Regions from separate parts of the Homo sapiens genome. Here region 1 is linked to region 2. A link is a loop called in an ENCODE intact Hi-C map of the cell type or tissue named here. Cell type or tissue: HepG2. All regions are shown on one strand. Links, peaks and the distances in the headings refer to the core of each region. The heading gives the core; the rest is flanking DNA.

Evidence for each region. A loop is a pair of places that touch in the nucleus more often than their neighbours do. Peaks named below come from ENCODE experiments on the same cell type or tissue, not always from the same donor. Only the 100,000 strongest peaks of a DNase experiment are listed, where the experiment ranks them.
Region 1: a loop joins it to region 2, with 1.8 times the contacts of the local background. A loop is called at or near these places in 3 of 110 quality-filtered maps.

Annotation. Positions count from the first base shown.
Region 1 is chr17:31,745,406-31,761,709 of GRCh38, reverse strand. It overlaps the pseudogene GPR160P2. Among named protein-coding and RNA genes, the nearest start is that of COPRS, 110 kb to the left of the region's middle. RefSeq lists an enhancer at 1-73 and a silencer at 7,146-7,440. In HepG2, for the core only: no CTCF peak of the experiment used is centred there; DNase peaks (open chromatin) are centred at 7,329 and 8,509.
Region 2 is chr17:31,796,422-31,812,725 of GRCh38, reverse strand. No RefSeq gene overlaps it. Among named protein-coding and RNA genes, the nearest start is that of COPRS, 55 kb to the left of the region's middle. RefSeq lists an enhancer at 9,822-10,116 and a silencer at 11,625-11,818. In HepG2, for the core only: no CTCF peak of the experiment used is centred there; a DNase peak (open chromatin) is centred at 8,805.

The DNA.
Region 1 (16,304 bases), core at 4,504-12,503, 52 kb after region 2:
GAGACAGGGTCTCACTCTGGCACCCAGGCTGGGGTGCAATGGTGTAATCATGGCTCACTGTTACCTCAACCACCGGGCTCAGGTGATCCTCCCACCTCAGCCTCTCAGGTAGCTGGGACATGGTGGCATGTGCCACCATGCCTGGCTAATTTTTTGTACTTTTTGTATTTTTTGTAGAGACAGGGTTTTGTCATGTTGCCCAGTCTGGTCTTGAACTCCTGGGCTCAAGTGATCTGCCTGCCTCAGCCTCCCAAAGTGCTGGGATTACAGCTTGAGCCACTGTGCCTGGCAAGTTTTGATTAATTGTAACATGGCAACATATTGACAAATCATTACTGATACAGACTTTTCAGTCTGCTAGATATTATGAATTGTAAGTGTAATGAAGCTGCATTTCATTGACAACAGCTGCATTTCATTAATGTCGTGTGACCCATGGGCAAATGAATCCACTGGTCATACGATGTCTCTCTTTTTTTTTTCCCCAAGACAGAGTCTTGCTCTGTCACCCAGGCTGGAGTGCAGTGGCATGATCTCAGCTCACTGCAACCTCTGCTTCCTGAGTTCAAGCAATGCTCCTGCCTCAGCTTCCTGAGTAGCTGGAATTACAAGCACCCGCCACCGTGCCTGGCTACTTTTTGTATTTTTAGTAGAGACAGGGTTTCACCGTGTTGGCCAGGTTTGTCTCAAACTCCTGACCTCGTGATCCGCCTGCCTCACCTCCCAAAGTGCTGGGATTACAGGAGTGAGCCACTGCGCCCAGCTGATGTCTGTTAAAGTAAGCTTGTGATACTTGAACCAGGGAACTGTGGCAATCAGGAAACTGTTGACCATGGACAACCAGTGAATATTTATCTAAGTACAGGCTAGAATCTGTACTTAAGTAAGTGGGTGATTAGTTGAAGGAATACAAATTGTAACCAAGTAAGAATGTTTTCTCAGAGCTCACAGTATAATTAGAATCAGAGTCAGATGAAAAAAGAAGGCATGGAATAGCCTCATTCATATAGGAAGTTATCCTAATTGCCAGTACTGATGTGGCAAGTTCTGACCAAGAGATTATGAATGATATCAATCAATAACTTGTAATGCTGACTTATAAAGGACATTGACGCTGGGCTCCGTGGCTCCCATCTGTAATCCCAGCTACTTGGGAGGCTGAGGCGAGGAATGAGTGCAGAGTGGGGCCTTGTGTGCAACCCTAGATCTTGCTCCTGGGAGCCCCTGGAGTGGTACTTTTAAAGAAAAAAGATGGGGTCTCACTTTAGCTGGGTGTGGTGCCTCACACCTATAGTCCCAGCTCCTCAAGAGGCTGAGGTAGAAGGATCACTTGAGCCCAGAAGTCCAAGACTTCAGTGAACTATGGTTGTGCACTGTACTCCAGCCAGGGTGACAAAGCAAGACTTCATCTCTTACAAAAAGAAAAAAAAAAAAAAAGAGGACATTGATGAGAATAAAAGTTCTGTGTGTTTATGCTGGCTCTCTAAAACATAAGAGATAAAATCCAAATGAACAAATACAATTAATTTTTAACAGATATAGCAGCTTGGAAGTTTAAAGAAATTCTAGTAAGAATTTAAAGAAACTCTTGTGAAAACTGGAAAACAAAAACATGTAAATAAAATATCTTGAGAAAATGAACATATAGTATTTACCAAATTTAATGCCTAAAAATTCAAAATCCTGAAATAGGATATAAGGGATATGTTTGTCAATAGTAAAAGACTGATGAATGCTAGTAAAATGTAAAAATATTCCATAAAACATCGACAGGAGTTTTTTCATCTTATTCCTTGTGTGAAGACATTTGGGAACCTTTTCCCAAGTATACTCCAGCTCAGCAGGCAGCTAACCCACTGAGGGCTGGTTTGTTTGTGAGGATGGAGACCTCAGACAGCAGGACTATGAAGGATGAACAGGTACATTTTGCAGCTAAATTTCAGAAGACCTGCTCAAGTATGTACGATAAAACCCTGCTTCATTTAATTTTCTGTCCCCTGACTTTTCCAGTGTGGGTTGCTTGGCTGATTATCTTCTCCCTATTTTTTTTTGTTTTATGGTCTCCAATAATCTTGCATTTCTCTTTGTTCTACCAAAATGCTGCCTGAATAAGCTCTGGGTCTTTCGCACAAGTATGGGCTGAACCTGTGCTATGTCTTGCCTATGGGGCCTTTTCTCTGCAGACCTCTTCCGTGTGGTGGTCCCCAGATTGAAGGGTACAGTCTGGCTTGCCACTGCACAAGGTCATCAGAGGGATTTAATCTCATTTTGTGCTCAGCCATCCTGGTGAGGCCAAAGGGGTCATGGGGCTCATTTTGCACCTTGGGTGCATATATGGGTTTTCCCTGGAAAAATGTATTGTTTCATCCACTATCATTGCAAAGTCACGTAAGCCAACATTTGTTGGGCACCAAGCATTCTGCTAAGTGCCCCACATGTGTTATCTTAATTTATTCCTATGAAGTAGGTGCCCTTATTATTCCCACCTTATAGACAGAGAAACTAAGTCTCAGGATGGTTGTTTTCCCAACCACTTAATAAGGTTTACCATTTAATAAGTGGCAGATCTGGGTGTTGAGCCCAGGTCTGTCTGAGTTCCTAACCACTGAGCAGGTGGTCTTTCCTTCTGCACACACACACACACACACACACACACACTCATATGCATTTTTATAATAATGAAAGAATCTCATATATGCTGTTTTGTAGCTCCCTCTTTTCACTAACCCACTACAAGATGGGGCAAGAAGAGCATAATAGATTATTCCCCAGCCTCATCCTGACTGGGCAGAGCTTCCCACATCTGTCTTTTTCCCCCAGTGGAGTCTGGAGCGTGAGTCACAATGGAAAGGTCTAGAAAGCAGCTTCTTTGGTAGAGGCTCCATGGTGACCATAGTACAGAGATGGGGCCCAACTTGGGTACCCACCAGAGATAGAAGAAGGAATTATTACTTCCTGACAGGTGAGTCAATGAGATGGTATTGTAGAGTCAATTTCTTATCACTGAAAGCATTCAGGCAGAAGTTATTAGATTGGTGGTTCTCAATGGGGATATATCATCTCTTTAGTGGTGGTTTTGGAACTAGGGGGATTATTTTTGGTTGTCATAATGATTTTGCAGTCAACTACTTCCATTTAAGAGGGCAAGTCCTGTAGCGTGTGCAATATGGTACAGACCCAGGCAACAAGAAGCTTTCCTGCCTCCTCTGAACTTCTGAATGTCCTGGAAGAAATTCATATAGGAAAAAAACCCCCAATAAAACAAAACAAAACAGACAAACAAAGAAAACACCCCAAAACCTGTTTATAATTTGCTGATCCCAGAAATGAATGCTGTTTTATATATAAAGCAATGTCATGTTTTTGAATTTTTTCAAATATAAACAATTTTTCAAAAGTGCAAATACTGGGAAAAAAGGGAAAGATTATACTTTGCATTGTGTGCAATGTTAACAAGAGCATGTCACCATTTTGGAAAATCGCAACCTGCATGGTAATGACACGATATTTGAGTTGCTGATACATTTATACCTACCTGCATTTGTAGCTATTGATTCATGGTGCAACACACATGTACATGACAGGTAGTTTAGTTTGTGAGTAGAGGAAAAGATACCCCCCACCCCATTTGCTTGTATTTTTGAATATCAGGTATTAGGTTGAATCATGAAATTACCATTTTTGTAGATCAAAGTTCCATATTGGAAATTTCATAGAGTTCAACTTAATATTGAATATTGTCTAACTTCTGAATCTAAATGTATTTCTTCTTATTCCATGCAAGTATCACACTACGACGTGCCCAAGTATTTATGTGTTGAAATGTTACTTTATCCCTTTTATTTTTCATTTAAGTTGCAGGTATATCATTATATTAATTCTTTTGTGTTGTCATATAAATAGTTTATTACTGCATTTAAATAAAGTCAAAGAGGCATTTAAAATGCTTATGAAGGCAGGCGTGGTGGCTCATGCCTATAATCCCAGCATCTTGGGAGGCCGAGGTGGGCAGATCGCTTGAGGCCGGGAGTTTGAATACAGCCTGGTTAACACGGTGAAACCCTGTCTCCACTAAAAACACAAAAAATTAGCCAGGTGTGGTGGTGGGGTGGTAGGTGCCTATAATCCCAGCTACTCAGGAGGCTGAGGTGGAAAGCTGCTTTGAGCCTGGGAAGGCCAGGCTGCAGTGAGCCGAGATTGTACCACTGCACTCCAGCCTTGGCAACAGAGTGAGACACTGTCTCAAAAAAAAAAAAAAAAAAAAAAAAGCTTATGAAAAGGGAGTTTGGGTTTGAAGGGATGAGAAGTTTGCCTTAAGGCAGCACTCACAATATTCTATTCTATATACTAGAATGCTGTTTGGAAGAACTTGAACACCGTAGTTACCATATTATCCTACAAATGGCAAGTCATGCTCCCTCCCGAGTCCCCTAAGGGCTTCTGAAACCAGGGAGGGAAACCAACATTGGGAGTGTCTGTCTGCTGTGTGTCCAATACTTAAGGTATCATCTCTAATCCTTACAGCCACTCTGTGAAGAAGGTGGGGCTATCCTTAATTTGCAGATGAGAAAACTGAGGATTACAGTGTGTCTTAGTCCATTTGAGCTGCTGTAATAAAATACCATAGATGGGGTAGCTTATAAGCAACAGAGATTTCTTTCTTACAGTTCTGGGGGCTGGGAAGTCCAAGATCAAAGCACCAGCAGATTTGGTGTCTGGTAAGGACTTCTGTCCTGGTTCATAGATGGTGCCTCCTCACTGTGTCCCTACATGGTGGAAGGAGTCAGGGAGCTCTCTGGGGTCTCTTTTATAGGGCACTAATCCCAATCATAAGGCCTCTGCTCTCATGATCTAATCCCTTTCCAAAAGCCCCATCTCCTAATACCATCACATTGGTGATTAGGTTTTTAACATATGAATTTTGAAAACATTCAGACTCTGGCAGAGTGAGTGGTTAGGATACTTGTCGAAGATTACACAGTAAGTAGTGGAGCAGGAATTTGAACTAATTTCAGTGGAAATCTGAGGCAGAGTTTCCAGCAGATATATAAGATGCTCAGTTAAGTTTGAATTTCAGATAAGCAATGAATAGTGTTTTATTATAACTATGCCCCCAAGATTGCATGGGATACACTAATAGAAAAATATTATTTTTTGTTTATCTAAATTTTAAAATTAACCTGTGGTCCTGTATTGTTGTTGTTAAGTCTGGCAACCTCACTGCAAGGTCTACACTCTACCAATTTCCTTGCTGTTCTTTTTTTTTCAAGACAGAGTCTTGCTCTGTCACCCAGGCTGGAGTGCAGTGGTGCAATCTCGATTCACTGCAACCTTGACTTCCCAGGCTCAAGTGAGTCTAGTGCCTCAGCCTCCCAAGTAGCTGGGATTGCAGGCGCATACCACTACGCCCAGATAATTTTTTTATTTTTATTTTTGGTAGAGACAGGGTTTCACCATGTTGGCCAGGCTGGTCTCGAACTCCTGACCTCAAGTGATCTGCCCACCTTGGCTTCCCAAAGTGCTGGGATTACAGACGTGAGCCACTGTACCTGGCCTTTTTTTTTTTTTTTTTTTTTTTTTTTGAGATAGTGTCTCACTCTGTCACTCAGGCTGGAGTGCAGTGGCGTGACCTCAGCTCACTGCAACCTCTTCCTCCCAGGCTCAAGTGATCTTCCCACCTCAGCCTCCTGAGTAGCTGGGACTATGGGTGCACACCACTATGCCTGGGTAATTTTTGTATATTTAGTAGAGACGGGGTCTTGCTATGTTGCCCAGGCTGGTCTTGAGTTCCTGGGCTCAAGTGATCCTCTCACCTCAGCCTTCCAAAGTTCTGGGATTACAGGCATGAGCTGTTGTGCCCAGCCTTCCCTTGATTTTTTTTCTTTTTCTTTTTTTTTTTTCGAGATGGGGTCTTGCCCTATTGCCCAGGCTGCAATGCAGTAGCATGATCTTGGCTCACTGCAACCTCTGCCTCCCGGATTCAAGTGATTCTCCTGCCTCAGCCTCCCGAGTAGCTGGGATTACAGGTGCCCACCATCACGCCCAGCTAATTTTTGTATTTTTGTAGAGATGGGTGTTTCACCATGTTGGTCAGGCTGGTCTCAAACTCCTGACCTCAGGTGATCCACCCACCTCGGCCTCCGAAAGTACTGGGATTACAGGCATGAGCCACTGCACCCAGCTTGACCCCTTGATTTTTTATTCCAGAAGTATCTCTTGGGCCCTAGTGTGAATCATCAAAGGAGGCAGCAGGAAGTAGAAGAAAACCTTCTTCAGGGCTTGAGGGGCCCTGGGGCCTGGCCCTGTTCAGCACAGTGAGACTGGGGGAAAGACACACCTGTCTGGGCCAGTTTCCTCACCTGTGAATTGAAGAGTTGAACAAAACCATCTCAAGGGTCGGAAAATATCTTCTGGGCTTTTACCACATGCCAGGAACTGTTCTAAACTCTTGGGCTACAGCAAGGAACAAAATTGAAAAAGTTCCCTATCCTTGGGGAGCTTGCATTTTAATGGGAAAGAGAGAGACAATAAGTAATAATGCCAGCTACCATTTATTCAGCACCTACTGTGAGTCAAGAGTCAAGCCCTATGCAGGGATTCTGTTTTTTTCCCCTGAGACAAGGTCTCACTCTCTCACCCAGGTTGGAGTGCAGTGGTGTGATCATGGCTCACTGCAGCCTCGACCTCCTGGGCTCGAGTGATCCTCCCATCTCAGCTTCCTGTGTAACTGGGACTATAGGCATGTGCCACCATGCCCGGCTAACTTTTGTGTTTTTTGTAGAGATAAGGTTTTGCCATGTTGCCAAGGCTGGTCTCAAACTCCTGGACTCAAGGGATCCTCTCATCTTGGCCTCCCAGCATGCTGGGATTACAGGTGTGAGCCACCGCACCAGGCCGGGGAACTCCCCTGGCCGTTTTGTTCCTATCTTGTCCTACATCCAGAGCTTGGCATGATGCTGACACACCACAGTTAGCAGGGGCAGGCCCAGGTTTTGTGGGGCTGGGAACTTTTTTTAAGAAAAGTGAGATGCTTACTAGGCCCTTCCCTGTGTGAAGGAGAGGCCCTGAACAGGAAGCTTTAATAGTTTCACCGTAAGTATGGCTCTGGGTTCAGTCAATGACTGTCGAATGAACAAACAGCCTGGTACAGTAGTTTGCCTATTTTACAACTGTGGATGTGGAGGTTCAGAGAGGTGAAGGGACTCACACAAGTTCCTGTGACCAGTGAGTAACAGAGCTGATGGTGATGTGGTTCAGCAGTGAGGGGGAGAATGTGATAATGGCCAGCTGCTGGGTTTGGGATCAAGAAAGACCATGATTGTTGTTTTTGAGACAGAGTCTTGCTCCAGGCTGGAATGCAGTGACACAATCTTACCTCATTGCAACCTTTGCCTCCCTGGTTCAAGCAATTCTCATGACTCAGCCTCCTGAGTAACTGAGATTACAGGCGTGAACCACCACGTCCAACTACTTTTCTGAATTTTTAGTAGAGACAGGGTTTTGCCATGTTGGCCAGGCTGGTCTCAAACTCCTGACCTCAAGTGATCCGCCTGCCTTGGCCTCCCAAAGTGCTGGGATTACAGGCATGAGTCACTGCAGCCAGCCTAGAAAGGCCATGATTTAACTTTTTACCTTTGCATTGGCTTGCTGGTTAACTTTGGCCAATTGTCTTAACCTCTCTGTGCTTTTGTGTCTTGTAAAATGGAGAAAGTAAATACTGCTCGTGCACAGTGGCTGGAGATGATCAAGTAATGCTCATTTGGAGTAAGGGTCTCTCCCTATTGTGTCAGCTCGTGTCTGCCCAGAGGCAAGGTTGGAGTCTCCTCCAGTGCTCTGAGGTCTCTCAGGACTGCCTTGGGACCTGGGAACACAGGCTGAGGACAGATGGGGTGGGTTTGGCACAGGCAGCTGAGAGGCTGCACATTTTTGGAGCGACTGTGCTGCGCCTCTTTTCTGGAGAATGTGGCTCGATAGGCTTCCTTCTCATTCCTCGGAAGCACCTGTTGATATCTGGGAGAGGGGAAGGGCAGGAAAGGCAAGGGGCTCCTGCCAGCACTGGCTGTGTCCAACCTGGATATTTAGGAAAAAATCCAGGACAAACACCATTAACAGCTTCTCTGAGCCTCATACAGGAGGAAACAGGAGGCAGGAAAGGAAGGGGGAAGTATGCTTTGTGAGTCCCCTACTATGTGCCAGGGGCTTATATATGTTTCATAATAGCATATATATATATATATATATATATATATATATATATATATATATACACACACACACACACATACACATAAAGCGCATATATGTACATACTTTCTTTTGTGCCAAGCACTGTGCTTGGCATGTTACCTGTATTAACTCATTTAATCCTTACAAAAACCCATCAAGGTAATAACTATCCCAATTTTACAGATGAGGAAAGCTGAGGCACAGAGGGGTTAAGTAACTTATTCAAGTTCACATGGCAAATAAATGGTGGGGAAACAGGTAGTTTGGCTCTAAAGTCCACATGGGATGACAGTGGTAAAGAAGGTATTACCACGCCCCTTCGACACATGAGAAAACAGGCTCAGTTGAGGCCCAGCCTAGATCATACAGCAAGTGGCAGAGTATGAATTTCAACCCAAGCCCATCTGACTCCAAAGCCCCTGCATTTTCTATTCTACCAAGTTGCTGCCAAGCCCAGGACAGGATTTGAACCTGTGTCACTGTGCTTTTGTGCAATGTCTGGGAGCGAGCCATTTCTGGGATGTTCAAAGTTAAATTCGGGTCTCACCCTGACCCTAGCCCTAACTCCCTTCACCTCAGCTTGCTGCAGCTCCCTGCTCAGAGGAAGTTAGGCTGGGCGGTGCCAAAGGCAGAATGTACCTCAGGCCAAGGTTCTGAGGGTGAGAAGTGACACAGGGATTTGCTCTGTGGGCCCCCACACTCTCCAGCTGGCGCAGTTGTCAGGGACTGTGAACCCCTTTACCGCCACCTCTGTCCAGTCCTGCAGTGTTGCTTGGTGACCCTGAATGAATGAGTGATGGAGGACCAGGCCTTCCCAACATGTCCTCTCTCTGATGGTGTTTGGATGGCTGTGGGCTGAGCTAGTGTCCTTGAGGCCGCAGACCTAGGTATGAGTCCCTGTCTACCACTGTCTGGCTTCATGATGCTGGACAAGCCACTTTCTAAACCTCACTCAGTTTGCTAACAGTTCCTACTTCAAGGGTTATTTTGAGAACACATGTGAAGAGCCCAGCACAGAGCTTAGCATCCAGTAGGTGCTCAATAAATATTCCTGTTTCCTCTTCCCAGGGCCTAAGAGTCTCTCTTTCTTTTCCCTTCTCTCCTGCTTTTTTTTTTCCTTAAATTGTGATAAAATATACATAACATAAAATTTACCACTTTAACAATTGTGTTAAAATGCACAAAATAGGCCTGGTGTGGTGGCTTATGCCTGTAATCCCAGCACTTTGGGAGGCCAAAGTGGGAAGATCGCTTGAGTTGTACAAGAGTTGGAGACCAACCTGGGCAACAGAGTGAGACCCCATCTCTACAAAAAATAAAAAAATTGGCTGGGTGTGGTGGCAGACATCTGTAGTCCCAGCTACTTGGGAGGCTGAGGGGGAGGATCCCTTGAACCCAGGAGTTTGAGGCTGCAGTGAGCCAGCCTAGGTGACAGAGCAAAACTCAGTCTCAAAATATATTCACACATAACATAAAACTGACCATTTTGACCATATTTAAGTGTAGTTCAGGGGCATTAAGTACACTCACATTGCTGTGCAAACACTACTACCATCTACCTCCAGAATGTTCATCATCCCAAACAGAAACTCTGCACCCATTGCTCTCATTCCTCTCTTCCTTCAGCCCTTGGTAACCACTGTTCTGCTTTCTGTCTCTATGAATTTGACCATGCCAGCACCTCCTATAAGTGGAATTGTACAATATTTGCCCTTTTGCGATGGGTTCATTTCACTTAGTCCTGGAGCCCACCTGGTTGGAATTGGAGAGCCACTGCATCCGAGTAGCTGCATGGGCCCTGGGCAGGCCCCTTGCTGCTGGGGCAGGAAGCAGGACTTCTTGTTTGATCAAGTATGCTTATTGCTCCTGACCCAGGGCAGGCCGTGGACAGCTGGACATCTCTGAGCAGAGCTGCTCGAATCTGATGAGATCACTCAGCAGCCTCTTTGGCATGACAGTGAGAATCAAAGGTGATGCTTCTGGAAGACAGCCTGGTGTCCAGGAAGACACTCGGCCTTGGGGGTCACATTCTTCACAATGACGCCTGGCTCTGCCTCTCCCTTGATAAGCTGCTCAACCTCTCTGAGCCCCAGTTTCCACGCCTATCAAATGGGATGAGCCATGGTGCCCACCCCAAAGGGTTGCTGTGCAGATGCAGGGTGACAAGGCACATGCAGCACTGGCACATGACAAGGCACATGCAGCACATGGAGGGGCTGCAGTTACCTGCTTCGGTGACAGCTCAGAAGGCTGGTGGAGACCATGCAAGCCAAAGCCCCCGGGCCCAGTCAGGCTCATGGTTCTCCACCTCTGTGCCCCTCTCAACTAGCGTCTGGTGGTTCTTCAGTATATATATATTAAAGACAGGGTCTCGCTCTGTTGCCCAGGCTGGAGCGCAGTGGTGCAATCATAGCTCACTGCAGCCTCCAGCTCCTGAGCTCAAGGGATCCTCCCATGTCAGTCTCCCAAGTAGCTGGGACTACAGTTTCATGCCATCACGCTGGGCTATTTTTAAAGTTTTTTTTTTTTTTTTTTAATAGAGATGGGATCTTACCAGGTTGCCTAGGCAGGTCTTAAACTCCTGGATTCAAGCAAACCTCATACCTCGGCATCCCAAAGTGCTGGGATTACAGGCATGAGCCACTATGCCTAGCCAGGATATTTTAACAAGAAATAAAATCTCTTCCAGGAATTGGGTAAATAGGTCGCCTTGGGACACTCCCCCTGTTGCAGCACACAGTCTCTGTCTCTACCTGAGGACAGTAGGTACTCCACAGTGGGGGACAGGCCTCTCAGGGCCTCTGGAAAGGCTGCCTGCTGCCTTTTGAGTGTTTTCCAACCTCATGTTCACACACACCTGGCTCTGTGTGTGTGTGTGCCGTGAGCACAGGGGTGCAAAGGTGGTGGCAGTGGCTTACCCATCTATCTTTCTGTTTTTCCTTTTAAGGCCCCCTTTTGTCTTGTGTGTGTGTGTGTGTGTGTGTGTGTTTGTTTGTTTTTTTTTTTTGGAGACAGAGTCTCACCCTGTCCCCCAGGCTAGAATGCAGTAGTGTTATCTCGGCTCACTGCAACCTCTGTCTCCCGGATTCAAGTGATTCTCTTGCCTCAGCTTCCCTAGTAGCTTGGGTTACAGGCACCCACCACCATGCCTGGCTAATTTTTGTATTTTTAGTAGACAGGGTTTCACCATGTTGGCCAGGCTGGTCTTGAACTCCTGACCTCAGGTGATCCACCCACCTCAGCCTCCCAAAGTGCCGGGATTACAGGCATGAGCCACCGCACCCAGCCATCCTTTTTTTCTTGCCAGGGAGTCACAGGTCTCTCTTGGAATGCATTTCCAGTGTAGCGGCTGTTACTGAAAAAGATCGTGGGTGGAGGGCCATGGCTGCAGGAGGGTTAACAGTGCCACAGGGTTCCAGAGCAGCCCATGCTTCTCAAACTGGAGTGTGCCCACATATCACCTGGGATCCTTTACAATGCAGGCTCTGATTCAGTGGATCTGGGGTGGGGCCTGAGAGTCTAATTTCTGATCAGCTCCCAAGAGGTGCGTGTGCTGCTGGTTTGGGGGCCGCACTTTGGGAAGCAAGGCCAGATCTCCTTGTCCTTCAAAGCGCTGTGGCCCCTGGGGTTTGCCACAGGCTGCTTGGCTGTGCATGGTGGCCACCTCCCGCCCACCCTGGCTCCTCGTTCTGCGTTTCCTTCCTGCCTTTGGCCCTTTCCTTCATGCTAAGCTTCTGTAGCAACAACTCCCAAAGCCTGCCCCTGGCCCTCAGCTGTATTTCTGAACTCAATTACTGTATGAGAAGAAAGAATTTTAACTTTAATGATAATAGGAGCAATAATCCTCCATTGCAGGAAACTTGGAAATTACTAAAAAGCATATGAGAGAAGAATGAAAATTATCCAGAACCCCTTAGCCCAGGGAGAACAGCCGAGATTCTGATTCATTCCTTTACCTTCTTTTATCTTGCATATCTATGTCTTAAAACATAATTGAAATAATAGAAAATAAAAACAGACATTGCTCCTTTCTACAAAAGAAGCACATAGCCTCTTGTATCTGCTACACTATATCCTGCCTTCCTGTTTTATTACTGGGTCTTTGAAAAATGAGAAAATGACTATTCCATAGGCAATAATAATTAAAAATGTTTATTGAATCCTTAGGATTTGAGGTGCTGGGGTAACTCATGTTCATTATATCAATTTAATGTCATCCTATCATTTGTTTAACTGGCCTTCTAGATAAATAATGTAATAATAAACATCTTTGTGCAAGCATTTTTATTTTCTTTCTGATTATTTATTAGACCAGGGGTTGGGAAATGTTTTGTAAAGAGCCAGATAAGGAATATTTCTGTTTAGTGGGCCACACAGTCTCTGTCACACTTCTCAACTCTGCCATGGAAGCACAAAAGCAGCTCTAAACTCTGTAAACAAACGCATGTGGTGAGTTCCAATAAAACTTCATTCACAAAAACGGGTGGCTGGTTAGATTTGGGGCCGTAGTTTCCTGACCCTGCTTTAGATTAGAAGCAGTCCAGGACTGGCAGATTTTTTCAGTAAAAGGCAGATAGAAAATATTTTAGGCTGTGCCAAATACGGTCTCTGCCACTGCAGTGAATGTCTCCCCCTCCTCTCCCTACTCCTTTTCCTCAACCTCCTTTGTCTTCTTCCTCCATTTCTTCCCCCTTATTCCTTTTCTTCCTCCTCCCTTCTTTTTTTTTTTTTTTTCTTTTTGAGACGGAGTCTCACTCTGTCGCCCAGGCTGGAGTGCAGTGGTGCAATCTCAACTCACTGCAAGCTCAGCTTCCCGGGTTCATGCCATTCTCCTGCCTCAGCCTCCTGAGTAGCTGGGACTACAGGCGCCCACCACCACGCCCAGCTAATTTTTTGTATTTTTAGTAGAGACGGGGTTTCATCGTGTTAGGCAGGATGGTCTCGATCTCCTGACCTCGTGATCTGCCTGCCTCGGCCTCCTAAAGTGCTGGGATTACAGGCATGAGCCACCGCGCCTGGCCTTCTTCTCCCTTCTTATTCTTCCAACCTTTAAAACATGTAAAAACCAGCCAGGCGCAGTAATCCCAGCACTTTGGGAGGCCGAGGCAGGCGGATCACTTGAGGTCAGGAGTTGGAGACCATTCTGGCCAACATAGCAAAACCCCGTTTCTACTAAAAATACATAAATTAGCTGGGCGTGGTGGTGGGTGCCTGTAATCCCAGTTACTCAGGAGGCTGAGGCAGGAGAATCACTTGAACCTGGGAGGCAGAGGTTGGAGTGAGCTGAGATCATGCCACTGCACTACAGCCTAGGCGACAGAGTGAGACTCTGTCTCAAAAAAATAAATAAATAAATTCACATTGCTTTGATTACTAACAAGCTGGCCATTTTTCTTATTATCCATTTATATTTCCTATTCTGAATTTTTTTTGTGTGTTCTTTTTCTCTGAGATCTTGTTTTTTCCTTTTTGGTTTTGCATGGCCTTTTAACAAAGAAAGGATTTTAAATGTTGTCATATTTGTTGCAATTATTTCCCCAGTCTTTCATTTTGCCTTTTGATTGTATTTATGATTATTCCCATGGATAGAGGTGCTTAATTTGCATTTATCTTTTCCTTTGTGAGTTTCATTTTCTCCTTGAAACATTGCTATTTGGGCTTGTGACAGTTGGCTTATCCTGCCTTGTTCTCAGCCTCTTGATATCTCACAAACAGTTCAGAGATACAGTGGAGAAAGGTATAAATTAGAGGTGCTTTCAGCTGCACCTCACAGAAAATCTGATAAAATAGTGGTTTAAGCTAGTGGTTCTCAAACTTAGCACATGCCAGAATTACTTGGGGGCACTTGGTAAAACTCAATTTTCAGGGTCCCATTTTGGTTTTGCTTTGTTTTTTTGTTTTTGAGACAGAGCCTTGCTTTGTTCCCCAGGCTTGGGTACAGTGGCGTGATCTCAGCTCACTGCAACCTCTGCCTTAGGGTCCCACTTTAAAGAGTCAAGTTCTATTGGTCTGGGCAGGGCCTGAGAATGTACATTTCTAACTCTCCCAAGTGGTGCTGAAGCTGTGGGTCTGGGGACACACTTGGAGAACCACTGGCTTAAGCAACTAAAACATTAAATTACCTCATAAGGCCAGGTATGGTGGCTCACACCTATAATCCCAGCACTTTGGGAGGCCAAAGCAGGAGGATTGCTCAAGGCCAGGAATTTGAGACCAGCCTGGGCAATAAAGCAAGGCTTGGTCTCTACAAAAACAAAACAAAACAAAACAAAAAACAGCCAGGTGTGGTGGCAAGTGCCTGTAGTACTGGCAACATGGGAGGCTGAGGTAGGAGGATCACTTGAGCCCAGGAGTTCAAGGTTGCAGTGAGCTATGACTGTGCCACTGTACCCCACCCTGGGTGACAGAGTGACATCCTGTCTCAAAAGAAGTAAATACATAAAAATAAATTACTTCATAGAACAAAAAGTCCAGATGAGAGCAGTCTCTGGCTTGGTTTAACAGCTCAGTAATATCAGGATCTGGGTCAAGTCTTTACTTTTCTCCTGGCCTTTGTCCTCAGGACTGCAAGGTGGCTGCCATAGCTCTAAGCATTTATAGTTACATTAACATTCCAAGCAGGAAGAAGGGGGCTGGTGGAAGAGGCTTGTCTTTTAACAGGATTGGGCACATTGCTGCTTTGACTGCAACTTGTAAGCAAACATCTGATAAAGAAGAGAGGGTGGGTTTTGGTTCACAGATGGTCTCTGCCCTCAGGGCTTTCCTGCATGATGTGGAAAGGAGGATAGTGTGGGCCCCCGGACTCCCAGCCACAGGCCCAGTGATGTCCCCTGTCAGGATATCCTTCAGAAGAACCCAGTTTCAAGGCAGCTTGGCCTCCAAGCAGGTTCTGATTTTGGCCTCACTGAAGTGATTGGAGTTCTGCCGTGTTTCTGATACAAAGGGTGGACTGGCCCCCTATTCTGGTGTTTGGACACTTTCTCGCCTGAATGCCTGATGAAATAATTGGCCCGAGTCTCTCTAAGTTGAGAACTCTGCTTGCTTCTGCCAGTTCTTCTCCTGGTTAGGAATCCTATCCCCAGATAGGAGTCTAGAGCTGTGAATCTTGCCACACATTAGCAGCCATGCTGAGTGCCATCTGGCTTCCCCGAGATGTCTCTCAGCTGCTGCCAAAGCCCCCTGACAGCGGGGTGGGTTGGGATGGCAGAACCTTTGCAGGATTGCCTGGATTGATGGGGTGCTGCACTTTGCCTGCTGATCCAGCTTTCTCTTATTGTTTATATCTGGTGTTTGAATGACTTGTAACCTTCCTTGGAGGCCAGGGCTGGCTCAACTGGCACCATCTGGAGTGGGAAATGGGAGGAGGAGTTCCCATCTCAGAAGATAGGAAATACCAAAGGCACAGAGGAATGGGCTAAAGCAGTGCCTGTAATAAAGTGCCAACATGCGGTGCAGGGCAGGGCGAGGTAACCTAACTCCAGAGGGGTCGAAGGTGCCTTATCTGGTAGGATGCTAGCAGTGTCAAGTGAAGAAAACTGGACCCAAATAAAAACGTTAAGTGGGAAGTCCAGGGGTAAGCCTGGCCTTAAGCATGGCTCATTGCATTGGTTCAAATGGTTTCACAAGACTCCAGCTTTCCATCTTTCAGTTTGGTTTCCTCTGTGTTCACTTCTTTCTCAAACTGGCTGTGCCCTCATGGCCACAAGGTGACTGCCAGCAGTTCTAGGGTGTACATTCTTCTCATTTTCTTTCCAGAGGAGAAAAAGAAAATCCTCTTCCTTGATGGCACAAACCAAAGTCCCAGAATTGAGATGTGTTAGCCCTGATGGGGGGCTCATTGCGCTTCCCTGAAACCAACCACAAGGGCCAGGTAAATGTGATAAGTGGCTTGGTTAAAGGTTGGGTTACAGGATTCAACCCTAGACTTGGGGGTAGTGTCATTCCCACCCACACCACATGGCTGAAAATGAGGCAAGTATGCTTCTAAAGGATATTCAGGGGCATTGCTAATGGGAGGAGAGAGTGGATGTGGGGAGGCAGCCCATAAGTGTTCATCCTTATTGGAGTTGAACTTGGGG
Region 2 (16,304 bases), core at 4,018-12,017:
TGGGTCCCTCCCACAACACATGGGAATTATGGGAGTACAATTCAAGGTGAGATTTGGGTGGGGACACAGAGCCAAATCATATGACTTTCTTATTTTTATAATTGAATTTATAAAAAATGCAACGAATTTCACAAGTTGCTTCTCTATATGAGAAACATCTTTTGTAGCTCAGCTTTATTTCCTGCATGTGTTTCAAATAATAATATTGTGTTGTGACCAGGTGCAGTGGTTTATGCCTGTAATCCCAGCACTTTAGGAGGCCAAGGCAGGAGGATCACTTGAGCTCAGGAATTTGAGACCAACCTGGGCAACATGGAGAAACCGTTCTTCTACCAAAACCCACCCCTCCCAAAACCGAAAAGCAACAAAAATTAGCCAGACGTGGTGGCTTGCGCCTGCAGTCCCAGCTACTCAGGAGGCTGAGGTGGGAGGCTCACTTGAGCCTGGGGAGGTGGAGGCTGCAGTGGGTTGAGATTGTGCCACTGCACTGCAGCCTGGGTGACAGAGAAAGACACTGTCTCAATAATAATAATATTAATAATAATGCTGCATTGCAAGGAGGCTTTAAAAAATTATTTAAAAATTTTTGGTAAAATATACATAACATAAAATGTACCATTTTAACCCCCACCCCTTTTTTTTTGAGACAGAGTCTTGCTCTGTTGCTCAGACTGGAGTGCAGTGGCATGATCCCAGCTCACTGCAACCTCTGCCTCCAAGGTTCAAGTGATTCTCTTGCCTCAGCCTCTCGAGTGGCTGAGATTACAGGCGCCCGCCACCATGTCTGGCTAATTTTTTTTCTATTTTTAGTAGCAACGGGGTTTCACCATGTTAGCCAGGCTGATCTTGAACTCTTGACCTCAGGTGATCTGCCCACCTCGGCCTCCCAAACTTCTGGGATTACAGGCGTGAACCACCATGCCCGGCCCATTTTAATAATTTTTTTTTTTTTAGATGCAGTCTCAATCTGTCACCAGGCTGGAGTGCAGTGGCAAGATCTCAGCTCATTGCAAGCTTGCCTCCTGGGTTCAAGCGATTCTCCTGCCTCAGCCTCCTGAGTAGCTGGGACTACAGGCGCTCGCCAGCACGCCCAGCTAATTTTTGTATTTTTAGTAGAGACGGGGTTTCACCATGTTGGCCAAGATGGTCTCAATCTCTTGACCTCGTGATCCTCCCGCCTCGGCCTCCCAAAGTGCTGGCATTATAGGCGTGAACCACAGCCTTAATCATTTTAAAATGTACAGTTGAGTGGCATTAAGTACATTCGCATAGTTGTACCACCGTCACCACTGTTCATCTCCATAACTTTTCTTATCCCAAACTGAAACTTGATACCCATCCAACACTAACTTCCCTTTTCCTCCTCCCCCCAGTCCTTGGCAATCTCTATTCTACTTTCTGTCTCTATGAATTTGACTATGTGCTGTTCCTCATGTAAATGGAATCATACCATTTGTCCTTTTTTGTCTGGCTCATTTCACTTGGCGCAATGTCCTCAAGCTCCATCTATGCTCTAGTGTGTGTCAACATGCATCCTTTCTCAGGCCAAATACGATTTTACTGTATGTACATATCATATTTTGTTTATCCATTCATCTGTCAATAAACATTTGGATTGTTTCTACCTTTTGGCTACTGGGAATAATGCTGCTAAGAACATGGGCGTACAAAGATATTTGAGTCCTTGCTTTCCATTATTTTGGGCATATGCCTGCAAGAGGAATTGCTGCCAAAGAGCTTTTTAGAACTCATTTTGGGGACTTTCCCAGGTCATTATTTTGAATTTCTTCAGCTATGGCCACTGTCTGTCTTCTGAATGTAGATTTGATTTTTAGAAACTCCCAGCACAAAATGGAATGAGAGGGCTTACCCACACTGCATCTTCTAATAAAGGAGTGTGAAGAAGGAAGACACATAAGTTCCCTTCCAGAGGAAGGAATTGAGGCTGAGAGAGGGTAAGGGCTTGCCCAGTGTGCAGGGTTGCAGTAATAGGGCTGGGGTTCAAACTCTGGTCTGTCTGAACGCAAAGCCTCTGCTTGGTCCTTGACCATGTTCTTTCTCTAGGAAGCAATTTGTTGAGCTACTAAGTTGGGGAATATAATTTTAGATTAAAAAGTGTTATTATGGTGACTGATTTAAAAATATTTTTTATATATTTTTCTCTTCAAAAAGAAAAAGGTCATTTTTAAAAATCTGGGATATAAAGTAAAGCAGAAAGAAACAAGTTACCCATGTTTCCACCACTGTTCATCAACTATATCTCTATGTAAAATGTTTCATTGTTGGTCAGGCATGGTGGCTCACGCCTGTAATCCCAGCACTTTGGGAAGCCGAGGCAGGGGGATCACGAGGTCAGGAGTTCAAGACCAGCCTGGCCAACATGGTGAAACCCCGTCTTTACTAAAAATACAAAAATTAGCCAGGCATGGTGGTGGGCATCTGTAATCCCAGCTACTTGGGAGGGTGAGGCAGGAGAATCGCTTGAACCCGGGAGGTGCAGGTTGCAGTGAGCTGAGATCACGCCATTGCACTCTAGCCTGGGCAACAAGAGCAAGACTCCGTCTCAAAAAAAAAAAAAAAGTTTGATTGCATTCCCCGAGTTCAGCTGGGCATGTTATTCACTTGATCACTCCAGGCCAAGAATAGACAAGCATTTAGTAACCTTAGGAGGCTGTGCCTTTTCACTTACAAAGGCTTACATTGGCAGATGGGAGGAGGCAGCATGGGAGCCATGGAAGAACATTGCTGGGATCTCCTTTCAAGAACGAACTTGCCATTCAGCTGCAAGGAATGAGGTTAGCAGATAGCGTGCAGCTGCAGCACCTTTGGGGTCCTCCATAGTAGCATTTGTTTTTTGTAGAGATGAGTTCTCACCATTTTGCCCAGGCTGGTCTTGAACTCCTAGCCTCAAGCGATCCTCCTACCTCAGCCTTCTAAAGTGCTGGGATTAGGCTGGGCATGGTGGCTTACACCTATAATCCCAGAACTTTGGGAGGCTGAGGCAGATGGATCACTTGAGGTCTAGGAGTTCGAGACCAGCCTGGCCAACGTGGTGAAACCCTATCTCTACTAAAAATACAAAAATTAGGCCAGGCGCAGTGGCTCACCCCTTTAATCCTAGCATTTTGGGAGGCTGAGGCGGGTGGATCACCTGAGGTCAGGAGTTCGAGACCAGCCTGGCCAACATGGTGAAACCCCATCTCTACTAAAAAAAAAAAAAACCAAAAAAACAAAAAATTAGCCATGCATGGTGGCATGTGCCTATAATCTCAGCTACCCAGGAGGCTGAGGCAGGAGAATCACTGGAACCCGGGAGGTGGAGGCTGCAGTGAGCCGAGGTCGTGCCACTGCATTCCAGCCTGGGCGACAGAGCGAGACTCCGTCCCCCACCCCGCAAAAAAAATCCCAGCTACTCAGAAGGCTGAGGCAGGAGAATTGCTTGAAGCTGGGAGGTAAAGGTTGCAATAAGCCAAGATCGTGCCACTGCACTCTGGCCTGGATGACAGAGCGAGACTGTCTCAAAAAAAAAAAAAAAAAAAGAAAAAGAAAACAAACAAAAAAAATAAATAAAGTGCTGGGATTATAGGTGAGCCACCGCATTCAGCCAGTAGCAGCATTTGAGCTGAGGTCTCTCTCTTCCCAGGCAGCTCCCAAGCCAATGGCTGAACATGGCCAGGGGTACCAGAGCCTCATCATTTCTGCCCAATGTGGGAGTCTTCCACTGGGCATTTTGGTTCACTCCCCCATTGGGCTGCCGGAAGCTTTGAAAATTCTGTATTCTACCCTATTTTTCTTCCTCCCCTCTTTCTTTTCACATGATTAGATCTGCATTGCACTTGGAATGTTTTCCCTTCACAGACCTACGTCATCCGCCCCCTTATCTTTTGTAATTATTGCCCCCCAATAAATCTTTTCCTCTTCACTCCATCTCAGCATCTGCTTCCTGGAGGACCCAGATTGACATAGGCAGTGACTATTGATGAGAAAATCTGTGCATGTTTCTGAGCTTTGATTTAATCTTTGAAAAGTTAAGCTTAGAGTTTCCACATCAAATAATGTTCAACATGCCATCCATTTTGAACTTATTACAGAGCATTAAAATATTGACAAGAATTGTGTTGTCTATTTCACCTAATCGAATAATCTTTTCTTTGTATTTATTTACTTGTGTAAAATATTTTAAGAAGTACAAAAATGGGCTGGGCGCGGTGGCTTACGCCTGTAATCCCAGCACTTTGGGAGGCCGAGGTGGGCAGATCACGAGGTCAGGAGATCGAGACCATCCCGGCTAACACGGTGAAACCCCATCTCTACTAAAAATACAAAAAATTAGCCGGGAGTGGTGGTGGGTGCCTGTAGTCCCAGCTACTCAGGAGGCTGAGGCAGGAGAATGGCGTGAACCCGGGAGGCAGAGCTTGCAGTGAGCCGAGATCATGCCACTGCACTTCAGCCTGGGTGACAGAGTGAGACTCTGTCTCAAAAAACAAAACAAAACAAAACAAAAAAAGAAGTACAAAAATGGTAGAAAAGGTATGTAAGAACTCTGAAAAACTACAGAAGAAATACTAGTGAAAGATTGGAGATAAAAGAGATTTCAATGTGGAAACCAAACCTCACAATAGCAAAGATGGACAGAAAATGTTGAGAAAGAGAGGAATTCTTGGAAACAAGACAGCTGCTCTCACAAATGTTGGTTGTGAGTAATCAATGAAATCTGGTTAATGTGTAAGAACATAGCATAGTAAAAATGTGTTACAGCTGAGTGTCTTGCAATGTATGCTCATGTGAATTAAGTGCTAAACACATAAAATAAATAGATGAAACTAGTTGTCTCTGCTGTAACTCACACACTGCAGGAGCTTTTAAGAGTTGCTTATAAAATAGACTAGGTGCAGTGGCTCATGCCTGTAATCCCAGCACTTTGGGAGGCCGAGGTGGGCAGATCACCTGAGGTCAGGAGTTCGAGACCAGCCTGGCCAACATGAGGAAATCCTGTCTGTACTAAAAATACAAAAATCAGCCGGGCATGGTGGTGGGCACCTGTAGTTCCACCTTCTCAGGAGGCTGAGGCAGGAGAATCGCTTGAACCTGGGAGGCAGAGGTTTCAGTGAGCCGAGATCACACCACTGCACTCCAGCCTGGGCGACAGAGTGAGACTCTGTCTCAAAACAAACAAACAAACAAACAAACAAACAAAAAAAAAAACCACTGGGTGCAGTGGCTCACACCTGTAATCTCAGCACTTTGGGAGGCTGAGTCAGGGAGATCGCTTAAGCTCAGTTTGAGACCGGCCTAGGCAACATAGTGTGGCCTCATCTCTATTAAAAATTAAAAAAAGTTAGCTGGACATTGTCATGCCGCCTGTAGTCCCAGATACTTAGGAGGCTGAGGCAGGAAGATCACTTGAGGCCAGGAGATTAAGGCTGCAATGAGATGTGATCTCACCACTGCACTCCAACCTGGGTGACAGGGGAGACCATGTCTCAAAAAAAAAAAAAAAAAAAAGAGTTGCTAATAAAATAAGAATGCATTTTATTTATCTGACTATGCTTGAAAATGCAATAGACCAGTGGTCCCCAACCTTTTTGGCATCAGGGACTGGTTTTGTGGAAGACGATTTTTCAATGGATTGGGGGTGGGGGACATGGTTTTGGTATGAGTCAAGCACGTTACATGTATTGTACACTTTTTTTTTTTTTTTTGAGATGGAGTCTTGCTCTGTCACCCAGGTCACCCAGGCTAGAGTGCAGTGGCACGATCTCGGCTCACTGCAACCTCTGCCTCCTGGGTTCAAGCAATTCTCCTGCCTTAGCCTCCAGAGTAGCTGGGATTACAGGCACCCACCACCGCACCCGGCTAATTTTTGTATTTTTCAGTAGAGACGGGGTTTCACCGTCTTGGACAGGCTTGTCTCGAATTCCTAACCTCGTGATCCACCTGCCTCAGTTTCCCAAAGTACTGGGATTACAGGCGTGAGCCACTGTGCCCAGCCAATTGTGCACTTGTTTTCTTGCAACTGGATGGTCCCATCTGGAGGTGATGGGAGACAGTGACAGATCATCAGGCATTAGATTCTCATAAGAAGCGAGCAACCTAGATCCGGCACACGTGCAGTTTACAGTAGGGTTCACACTCCTATGAGAATCTAATGCCACCACTGATCTGACAGGAGGCAAAGCTCAAACAGTAATGCGACCCATGGGGAGCAGCTGGGAATACAGATGAAGCTTCGCTGGCTTGCTTGCCTGACGCTTACTGCCTGCTGTGCACCCGGTATGATGGCAGGGGTGGGGTGGGGACCCCTGCAATAGACTGTTTCTAGGTAGCAGTGGTAGTTGTGCATCTCACCTCCCATGGTCAGGAAGGCCACTCTGGTTGTAGTCAAGTGTGTATTCACTGGAGTCTTTTCCTTTCCATGTAGCCCTAGTTATTTTTTGTTTTGTTTTTGATTTCTTTTTGATACAAGGTCTCACTCTGCCGCCTAGGCTGGAGTGTGGTGGCGCGATTATAGCTCACTACAGTTGCCGCTTCCTGGGCTCAAGTGATCCTCCCACCTCAGCATCCTGAGTAGCTGAGACTACAGGCACACATCACCACACCTGGCTAATTTTGCTTATTTTTTGTAGACATGAGGTCTCACTATATTGCCCAGGCTGGTCTTGAACTCCTGGCCTCAAGTGCTACCCACTTCCCCCGCAACCACCCCTTTCCACCTTGGCCTCCCAAAGTGTTGGGATTACAGGTGTGAGCTACCACACCTGGCTTCCTGGTTCTGACAATAAAGGACCTATCTTAGGCTGCGGGAAGCATTTTCACCCTGAGAGCAGCCTGATGTTTGAGGTTGTGGCTGTGACTTCTGCAGGTGCCTGCTGAGAGGCAGGGCTCCCCGCTCCTCCTTCTGTCAGTTCCCTGGGGCTTGTATCTACAGCCACAGAGACCACAGCCCTGGCCATTCTCCTGGAAGGCCCATTTACTTCCCTGATACAAAAGTCCCCACACTCCCTCCTCCCTTCCATGCCCCAGTTGGCCCAAGAGCTTATCTCAGCTTAGGTTGGGGCTGCTTCACTTGGCTGCCCATTCACTAATGCCCTGGCTGCATGCCTGACCACTTAAGTCAGACCAGGAGCTAACAAGGTGCAGCCCGGCCAGGCGAGGTGGCTCACGCCTGTAATCCCAGCATTTTGGGAGGCCAAGGTGGGCGGATCACGAGGTCAGGAGATCGAGAGCATCCTGGCTAACAAGGTGAAACCCCGTCTCTACTAAAAATACAAAAAATTAGCCGGGCGTGGTGGCAGGCGTCTGTAGTCCCAGCTACTCCGGAGGCTGAGGCAGGAGAATGGCGTGAACTCAGGAGGCGGAGCTTGCAGTGAGCCAAGATCACGCCACTGCACTCTAGCGTGGGCGACAGAGTGAGACTCGGACTCAAAAACAAACAAACAAAACAAGGTGCAGCCCAGGCTGAGAATCGCTGGCTTAGCCAAACCTGTTCCCCTGACGGAAGGAGAAATGAAAGCAGCTCACGCTATAAACATGGCATCAGGCCCATTTCATTGGCGACACCACTGCCCTGAGGACAGGGGGTTCCCGCTCATCTTGTTCCAATCTGCAGTGCCTGCCATAGTTACTTCCATGGAGTAGAGGCACACAGTCTTGTTCTCAGTAAAATAATATTGATTTTTTAATTAAATTAAATTAATTATTTTTGAGATGGAGTTTTGCTCTTGTTGCCCAGGCTGGAGTACAATGGTGAGATCTGGGCTCACCGCAACCTCTACCTCTTGGGTTCAGGTGATTCTCCTGCCTCAGCCTCCCAAGTAGCTGGGATTATGGGCATGCACCACCACAGCCGGCTAATTTTGTATTTTTAGTAGAGACAGGGTTTCACCATGTTGGTCAGGCTGGTCTCGAACTTCCAACCTCAGGTGATCCGCCCAACCTCGGCCTCCCAAGGTGTTGGGATTACAGGCGTGAGCTACCGCATCCAGACTATATTGATTTTTAAAATACAGGTCCACTGTATTTAGTCCTCCTCACACTCCCACCCAAACCTTCAGATGAGCCAAAGGCTTGGAATTTGGGGTTGAAAAAAATAGGATCAAGATCTGTCTTTGATAGCAAATGGCAATGTTCCTTCACTCATATGAGGCTGAGATTTTCCATCTGAAAATGGGAATAGAACTGTTGCTGATTGATTCTCCTTTAGTGGGGGCCTGGAAATGTGCGAAGACTTGACATTCATCAAATCCAATTCTCTCCACAGCCGTGGAATGACTATTTACTTTATTTGCACGTGTTTTTTTCTCATTATAACATCATACTCTAAGGTGGGAGGCCTGTTGCCAGGGCTACCAGATGTAGGGCATTATGCCATTTTAGTTTTTAGTTTTAGCATTTTAGTCCTATGCCTATTTGGTTAAATTTCTCTGTGTTTCAGGCTATTCTAGGCTTCTCACTTTGTGGTCACAAAAAATAAATATGTTGAACTTTCTCTCTTATTTTCTCTGTTTCTTTAGTTTTCTATAGTTTCTTCTGGATCTTTACCTTGAATTTGCTAACTTCACACTCTATTTCTGTTGACTTATTCCGAGAGCCTCCCCTCCCCAAGTATAACAAATGAATTGCTGCTTCTGAGCAATACCGGCACCCAACACCTACCTCCAGGTTGCAGTGAGGAGTAACACATAATGGGTGGAAGCACCAGGCACACTAAATACTCACACAAATGAGCTGTGATTACGTAAACAACAGTCCTCCTGTGTGGTGTGAGCTATGATAGCAGGAAGTACAAAGTACGCTGAAAATGCTCAGTAAACTGAGAAAGGTTAAACAGTGACTGGTCATTACTACTGTGGGTCTGAGGATCCTATGTCTCTGCCTAATGCCTTTATTTACTTATTCACCAACAGTGATTGATATCAGCCATGGCTGTTTGTCACACAGCTGTCCAATGTCTTTTTTTGTTTGTTTGTAGTTAACTTCAAAATTTTCTTCGTGGTAAAACACACATAACAAAATATAGCGTTTTAACCACCCTTTTTTTTTTTTTTTGAGATAGGATCTCACTCTGTCACCCAGGCTGGAGTGCAGTAGTGCGACGACGGCTCAGTGCAGCCTTGACCTCCCTGGTCCCAGGTGATCCTCCTGCCTCAGCCTCGTGAGTAGCTGGAACTACAGGCAGCTGCCACCACACTTCGCTAATTTTTTGTATTTTCTTTTTTTTTTGAGATAGAGTTTTGCTCTGTTGCCCAGGCTGGAGTGCAGTGGCGCGATCTTGGCTCATTGCAACCTCTGCCTTCCAGGTTCAAGCTTTTCTCCCCGAGTTGCTGGGACCACAGGCACGTGCCACCATGCCTGGATACTTTTTTTTTTTTTTTTTTGTATTTTTAGTAGAGACGGGGTTTCACCGTGTTAGCCAGGATGGTCTCGATCTCCTGACCTCGTGATCTGCCCGCCTCAGCCTCCCAAAGTGCTGGGATTACAGGCATGAGCCACCGCACCCCGCCACGCCTGGCTAATTTTTCGTATTTTTAGTAGAGACAGGGTTTCACCATGTTGGCCAGACTGGTCTTGAAGTCCTGACCTCAGGTGATCCACCCGCATTGGCCTCACAAAGTGCTGGGATTACAGGCATAAGCCACCGCGCCCAGCCTAATTTTTTGTAGAGACAGGGGTCACCATGTTGCCCAGGCTGATCTCGAATTCCTGGGCTCAAGCGGGATCCTCCTGCCTCAGCCTCCCAAAGTGCTGGGATTTCAGGAGTGAGCCACCATGCCTGACCTTTCTTAACCATTTTGAAGTGGTATTACATACAGTCACACTGTTTTGCTACCATCACCACCATGAACTTTTCTTAACCTTGAAATGCCCTTTTGAATTGTCTTTCTGTTTCCAGGGAAGTTCCTCTTATGTCTTATGAGGAAGTCAGAACTCAAGTTCCCAGCCTGCCCTGGGTCTGGGACATAGACCTGGGCCAGGCTCCACCAATCAGATGCGTCCATACTGACACTGGTTCAAGTGGGAGCCCCAGGGAGAAACAGGCTGTGGCTGGAGCAGCCATGTTTGCTGGTGTGGATGGCAACAAGGGTGCCCAGCTTTTGGTGGTGACTGCCGGTGGTAGCAAGTTCATGTTCCTGGTGCTGACATGAAATCAGTGCTGGCTACAGTAGTGATTGCAGCAGGACCAGGTTTCTGGCACTTAGGACTTGCCTTCAGTGACAGTTTCCTTATCAAACCATGGGTGTTACTCTCTGAATGTTTCATCTCCAGTCTGCTCTTAAATACATTTCTTTTTTTGCTTAACCAGCTAGGCAGTAAAACCATGCCAGTCCTTTTCATCAGAAGGACTGCTGAGAACAGAGAAACCAGGTTTGTTTAGATCCTCCTGCTGTTGGATGCTGTTGGCAGAGCCACATTGCTCTTGAGCCCTCTTCTAATGAACTTGTCAAGCCCCAGCTCTTTCCTTGTCTCTCCTTGACTTCAGTCCAGATGGGGAGGGCTCTGGGATGCAATTAGCTCCCCCTTATTTTTGGGGTCCTTGGGAGAGAAGTCATTTTCAGAAACTGGTGCCAGGAGAAGGGAGCCCTGGTGCCTGGCCTGTGTGGATGTTGGCTCCTGGTTATTTTCTTCTTCATCCACAGAATGTTTGCGTGGACACAAGGCTTACCATGAGCCACTCGCTTTTCTTTTCTGTTAAAGCTTTCTGCTGGCTTTTCAATATTGTTTCTCTGTTGAGAGGCACATTGGAGGATGGGAGGCAGGTTTTTCTCTTTCTGTTGGGAGGTACCGAGAAAAAACATCATTCAAGATTCCCCAGAGTTCCTTTCTGATCCGTGAGGTCCCGAATACCCTTGTGCCTCAGCTTTCCCTCTGCAGGAGTGGGCTTGGTTTCCAGGTTCATGCATCACATGATTATTGAGCCCCTTTTTTCTGCTAGGATCATTCTGGAGACACAAATATGAGTAACAGGTTTGGCCTTCAGAACTCATAGCCTAGTGGAAGTGGGCAAACAGATCCAAGCCTCAGCTAGTAGCTACTGAAAAAGCTTATTTAATATTCATATTGCCCTTTAAGCCTCATCTTGTTTCTCCTCTCCTCTCTGAGTATTTCTGGGATTCTCTAGAGGATGCTTATGTGTTCAGCTGTTCCGTCCTGGTTGTCACTTGCCACCCCTGCCATCCTAAACAGAATATGTCAGTGGGCATGTCATAGAGCCCAGCTGACCTCTGCCCAGTTGGTCTCTCTCCCACTTCTGCAGATAAATGGAGGAGATGAGTTTCTTTCCCTTTTAGGTGAAAACTTGCAGCCCCAGTCTTGTATATTCTGGGACGACTTCTTCCCAGGATGATCGAGAGTGGGAATGTCTACTCCCCGTATGGGAACACACCCTCCTTGGTGTGTTTTTGCACTCAAAGCACAACATGATTATACCTCAAGACTCAGTGATCCAGCCTCAGTCTCAGCGGCCTCATCTTGAATAGCATCTTGGGGACGTTAATGGTGCGGTCTGGGCAGCACTGCACTGAAGTGTGGCTCAGGTTCTTTCTATAGGCTCTTCTCCAGCTCTTGGTAAAAACTAGGCCTGCCTCAGATTCTCATCTCCTGTGGGTGTTACCTACGTAAGACTATACATTTTCCTAAGTGGAAGAAATTGTTTTCTAGCACAGGACAGTCCAAAGCCATGCCTACTCCAAGAAGCATTTTCTACTTACACAGATAACCTTCCCTGGCACCTTGTGGACTCATTTGGTTCCCAGGAGCCCAGCTGTCTCCACTATCTCCATAGCTACAGGAACATTTGCTTTACATCTTCACAAGAAAGAGTCACACAGAGTGGATTTTTCCTAAAATAAAAGGCTATCTTCTCCCAGGGGTTAATTCAACACTTGTAAAAGAGAGGCCTGCTTGAAGCTTTGAAAATATAGGCTCTTTCTCACTCCTAGACCTATTGAGGTCTGAAGGATCTTGGGAGGAGCTTTTAGTTAGTGTGGTTTTTGTTTGTTTGTTTGTTTTTTTGAGACAGGATCTTGCTCTGTTGCCCAGGCTGGAGTGCAATGGCGCAATCATAGCTCACTGCAGCCTCGACCTCCCAGGCTCAAATGATCCTCCTACCTCAGACTTTCAAGTAGCTGGGACTATAGGAGTATACCACCACACCTGGCTAATTTTTTATTTTTTGCAGAGATGGGGGTCTCACTATGTTTCCCAGGCTGGTCTTGAACTCCTGGGCTCAAGCAATCCTCCTACTTTGGCCTCCCAAAGTGTTGGGATTACAGGCATGAGCCACTGTGCACAGCCTTAGTGTTTAATCTCAGAGTGTCCCATGCTTTTCTTCTGTTATGGACCAAATTGTGTCCTTCTCAAATCCATATGTTGAAGTCCCAACCCCCAGAACCTCAAAATGTCACTATATTTCGAGTTAGGGTCTTTAAAGAGGTAATTAAGTTGAAATGCTGCCATCAGGGTGGACCCTAAACAAGCGTGATTAGTGTCCTTATAAGAAGAGGAGATTAGGACACAGATAAACAGAGGAAAGACCACATGAAGACAGAGGAAGAAGATGGCCATCTGCAAGCCAAGAGGGGAGGCCCCAGAAGAAACCAACCCTGCTGGCACCTTGATCTCAGACTTCCAGACTCCAGAATTGTGAGAAAATAAATTTCTGTTGTTGAAACCACCTAATCTGATGTACTTTGTTATGGCAGCCCTAGTGCACCAATATGTCTTCCCCTTCAGCTGTCTTTGCAAAAGCCTTTCCCCTAGTATTAATAAATACCATGCAAGTATTAAAAAAAATTTTTTTTTATGGAGTCTTGCTCTGTTGCCCAGGCTGGAGTGCACTGATGTGATCTCAGCTCACTGCAACCTCCACCTCCCGGGTTCAAATGATTCTCCTGCTTCAGCCTCCTACGTAGCTGGGATTACAGGCACCCCCCACCCCCACCACACCCAGCTAAATTTTTTTGTAATTTTAGTAGAGACGGGATTTCACCATGTTGGCCAGGCTGGTCTCGAACTCCTGACCTCAAAGTGCTGGGATTACAGGCATAAGCCACCATGCCTGGCTTGTGCAGGTCCTAAGACCTAATATGCATGTGCCTGCAAATGGGCCTTGTGGACTGGACTGGTTTAGAGAATCTAGAAGGGAGCACACTACATTTGCACCCATTCTTTATCTGGGAGGATATCTCCATCAGGTGTGTGGCTTCAGGAGGGACATGAAGTGGTGATGAGGACAGAAGGGGACACTATTCTTGCCAGCCATAGAAATTGCGTCCACTTTGGCCATGGATGAGAAGGATATTCATCTCTCGCATCTGCAAGACAGATCCCAAATCAGACATTCTGAAGCTGTGCCATCCAGCACAGGAATATCAGCCATACGCAGCTACTGTGCACTTGACTTGTGGCTTGTCTGAATTGCAATACACTGTGAGTGCAAAATACATAAAGACTTAGGTTAAAAAAAGCAAAAATCTTATTAGTTTTTATAGTGATTACACACTGAAATAATATTTTGGATACACTGAGTTAAATAAATATATCTTTAAAATCCGTTTCACCTGATTCTTTTTACTTTTTTTACTGTGGCTACTAGAACATTTACACTTATGGAGTGGCTTGTACTATATTTCTTCTGGACAGTGCTGCTATAAAGAGGGCATAAGCCTGGCCAGCCAGTTGCCAGCCAGCTCTCCGGAGGGTCACAGGCAGTCACCACATGCTTAGGACTTAAAGTTTGAGACCTGGTCCTTGCCTTTGAGGGGAATCCAAGTCTCTAGTCCCTGTTGAAGGAGTCCCCTGGTGGACGCCCAGCTTGTATTTTTTTTTTTTTCTAAATCCCTTTTCTCTTTTTTTTTTTTTTTGAGATGGAGTCTCGCACTGTCACCCAGGCTGGAGTGCAGTGGTGCAATCTTGGCTCACTGCGACCTCCGCCTCCTGGGTTCAAGTAACTCTCCTGCCTCAGCCTCCCAAGTAGCTGGGATTGATTACAGGCTCCCGCCACCACACCCGGCTAATTTTTTGTATTTTTAGTAGAGACAGAGTTTCACCATGTTGGTCAGGCTGGTCTCGAACTCCCTGACCTCAAGCGATCCACCCGCCTCAGCCTCCCAAAGTCCTGGGATTAAAGGCATGAACCACCGCACATGGCCTGTATCTTATCTTTACTTGATGACGACCCCTGAACCCTGCTCTTGCCTGTTTACATTTTTGTTCTTTTCGTGGCTGTGATCATTAGCTACTCCCAGACCTCTGACCACTGCCCTATGGCCTGGTTATTGTTCCTGCCTCCCTCTCCCTTGGCTGGGGATTCCAAGAACAGACTTCTGGCTCCTTCTCCCAGGTTCTCCTGGGCCCAGGACTGTCCAATAGGTTCGTGCCCTGCCCCCCTAGTCTGTCTCCACTAGACTCCATCCAGGACCCCAGGGAGCTGGACTCAGGTCACCTGGGGCTCATAGAGCTCTTGTTCAGGATACGAGACATTGACCTCAGCCCGTGGGACTGGGAGAGAAGGCCAGGAAAAAGTGGCAGCCCCCTTACTTGAAGGAACCTGTGATCTATTTTGAACTAATCCCGTAAAGAAACAAATGCAGGATCCAGCGTCCCCAATGAGACTCTAGTTAGCCACCTCTTGACCTTGTGTATGTAGCTATGTCAAGCTGCTGTTCAGCACAGATAACTCAACTTTCATGTGATGAATTCCTGAGGCCCAGGGGAAATGTTGTAAATACTGGGAATGTGTGAATCAAGGAAATTGAATTAAGAAATATAAATCGGGCCAGTCGTGGTGGCTCATGCCTGTAATCGCAGCACTTTGGTAGGCCGATGGGGGTGGATCACTTGCGGTCAGGAGTCCGAGATCAGCCTGGCCAAAATGCTGAAACGTTGTCTCTACTAAAATTACAAAAGTTAGCCGTGGCCGGGCACGGTGGCTCATGCCTGTAATCCCAGCACTTTGGGAGGCTGAGGCGGGAAGATCACCTGAGGTCGGGAGTTCGAGACCAGCCTGACCAACATGGAGAAACCCTGTCTCTACTAAAAATACAAAAATTAGCCAGGCGTGGTGGCGCATGCCTGTAATCCCAGCTACTCGGGAGGCTGAGGCAGGAGAATTGCTTGAACCCGGGAGGTGGAGGTTGCGCTGGGCCGAGGTCGTGCCATTTCACTCCAGCCTGGGCAACAAGAGTGAAATTCCATCTCAAAAACAAAAAACAAACCAACAAAAAAATTAGCTGGGCATGGTAATGCGTGCCTGTAGTCCCAGCTACTCGGGAGTCTGAGGCACGAGAATCACTTGAACCTGGGAGGTGGAGGTTGCAGTGAGCCGAGATTGTGCTACTGCACTCCAGCCTGGGCAACAGAGTGAGACTTCATCTCAAAAAAAAAAAAAAAAAAAAAAATCCAGAAAATGTGGAAATAACAGTCAAAGGGGGCCAACAGTCTTCTGGTGGTCACTTGGGGGAGCCATGAAGACAAAGGAAGACCAGGGTCCTTTTACACTCCTGCCTGGGACTCTCCAGACTCACTCTGCTCCTGGGCTCTGGGCCACGCCATCTCCTAGCTTTGGACCCTCCCAGACATGCTTTTTGCCCTTCTGTCTCCTACCTTTGCTCACACCATTGCCTTCTCCTGGGATGTCTTTCTATCCCATGTCTGCTCATTCAAACATACACATCCCCCCTTTAAGTCCAAGTTCAGACATTACTTCTCCTTGAAGCAGCCCCTGATTAATAACCAGAGTTATGTGCCCTTTAGGGGATGCCTTGTTTCTGCTTCCCTGGCATCCACTCCCTTCCCCTCTTTGGCCTTGTATTGTGGTTGTTGCTCTCCACCTCTCCTCCTAGACTGGAGGATGTAACCCGGGACGGGATCATGCTTGATCCTTGTCTCAGCCCTATAGGGCCCTGTAGGGTCAAGCACAGTGTCTGACCCCAATGCCTGCATGTTCATTGTCAACACTGACCTCTATTATGGCACTTTTCACTGTGTGTATCTGTTTACGTGTCTTTCTGTCCTGATAAACCGTAAGCCTCCATTGAGGGCCTACCAGGTGCAAGCGACCAGGGTTGCAAAGATAAACGAACCACAGTCCCAGACTTCGGGGACAGCTCCCACTAGAAGAACAAGTACTTGCCAGCATTATTATAAATGGGCCAGCAGCTGCATGTCCAGGGACAATGAGGAACAAAGGGCAGAGGTTGGTGCTGCCTTTTAGCACAGTCAGGTCAGAGCAAGGTCTTGAAAGATGAGCAGATTTGTGGGCCCAGGGATTCTTGGGGAGGAACTGGAGATTGTCTGCATGGTGA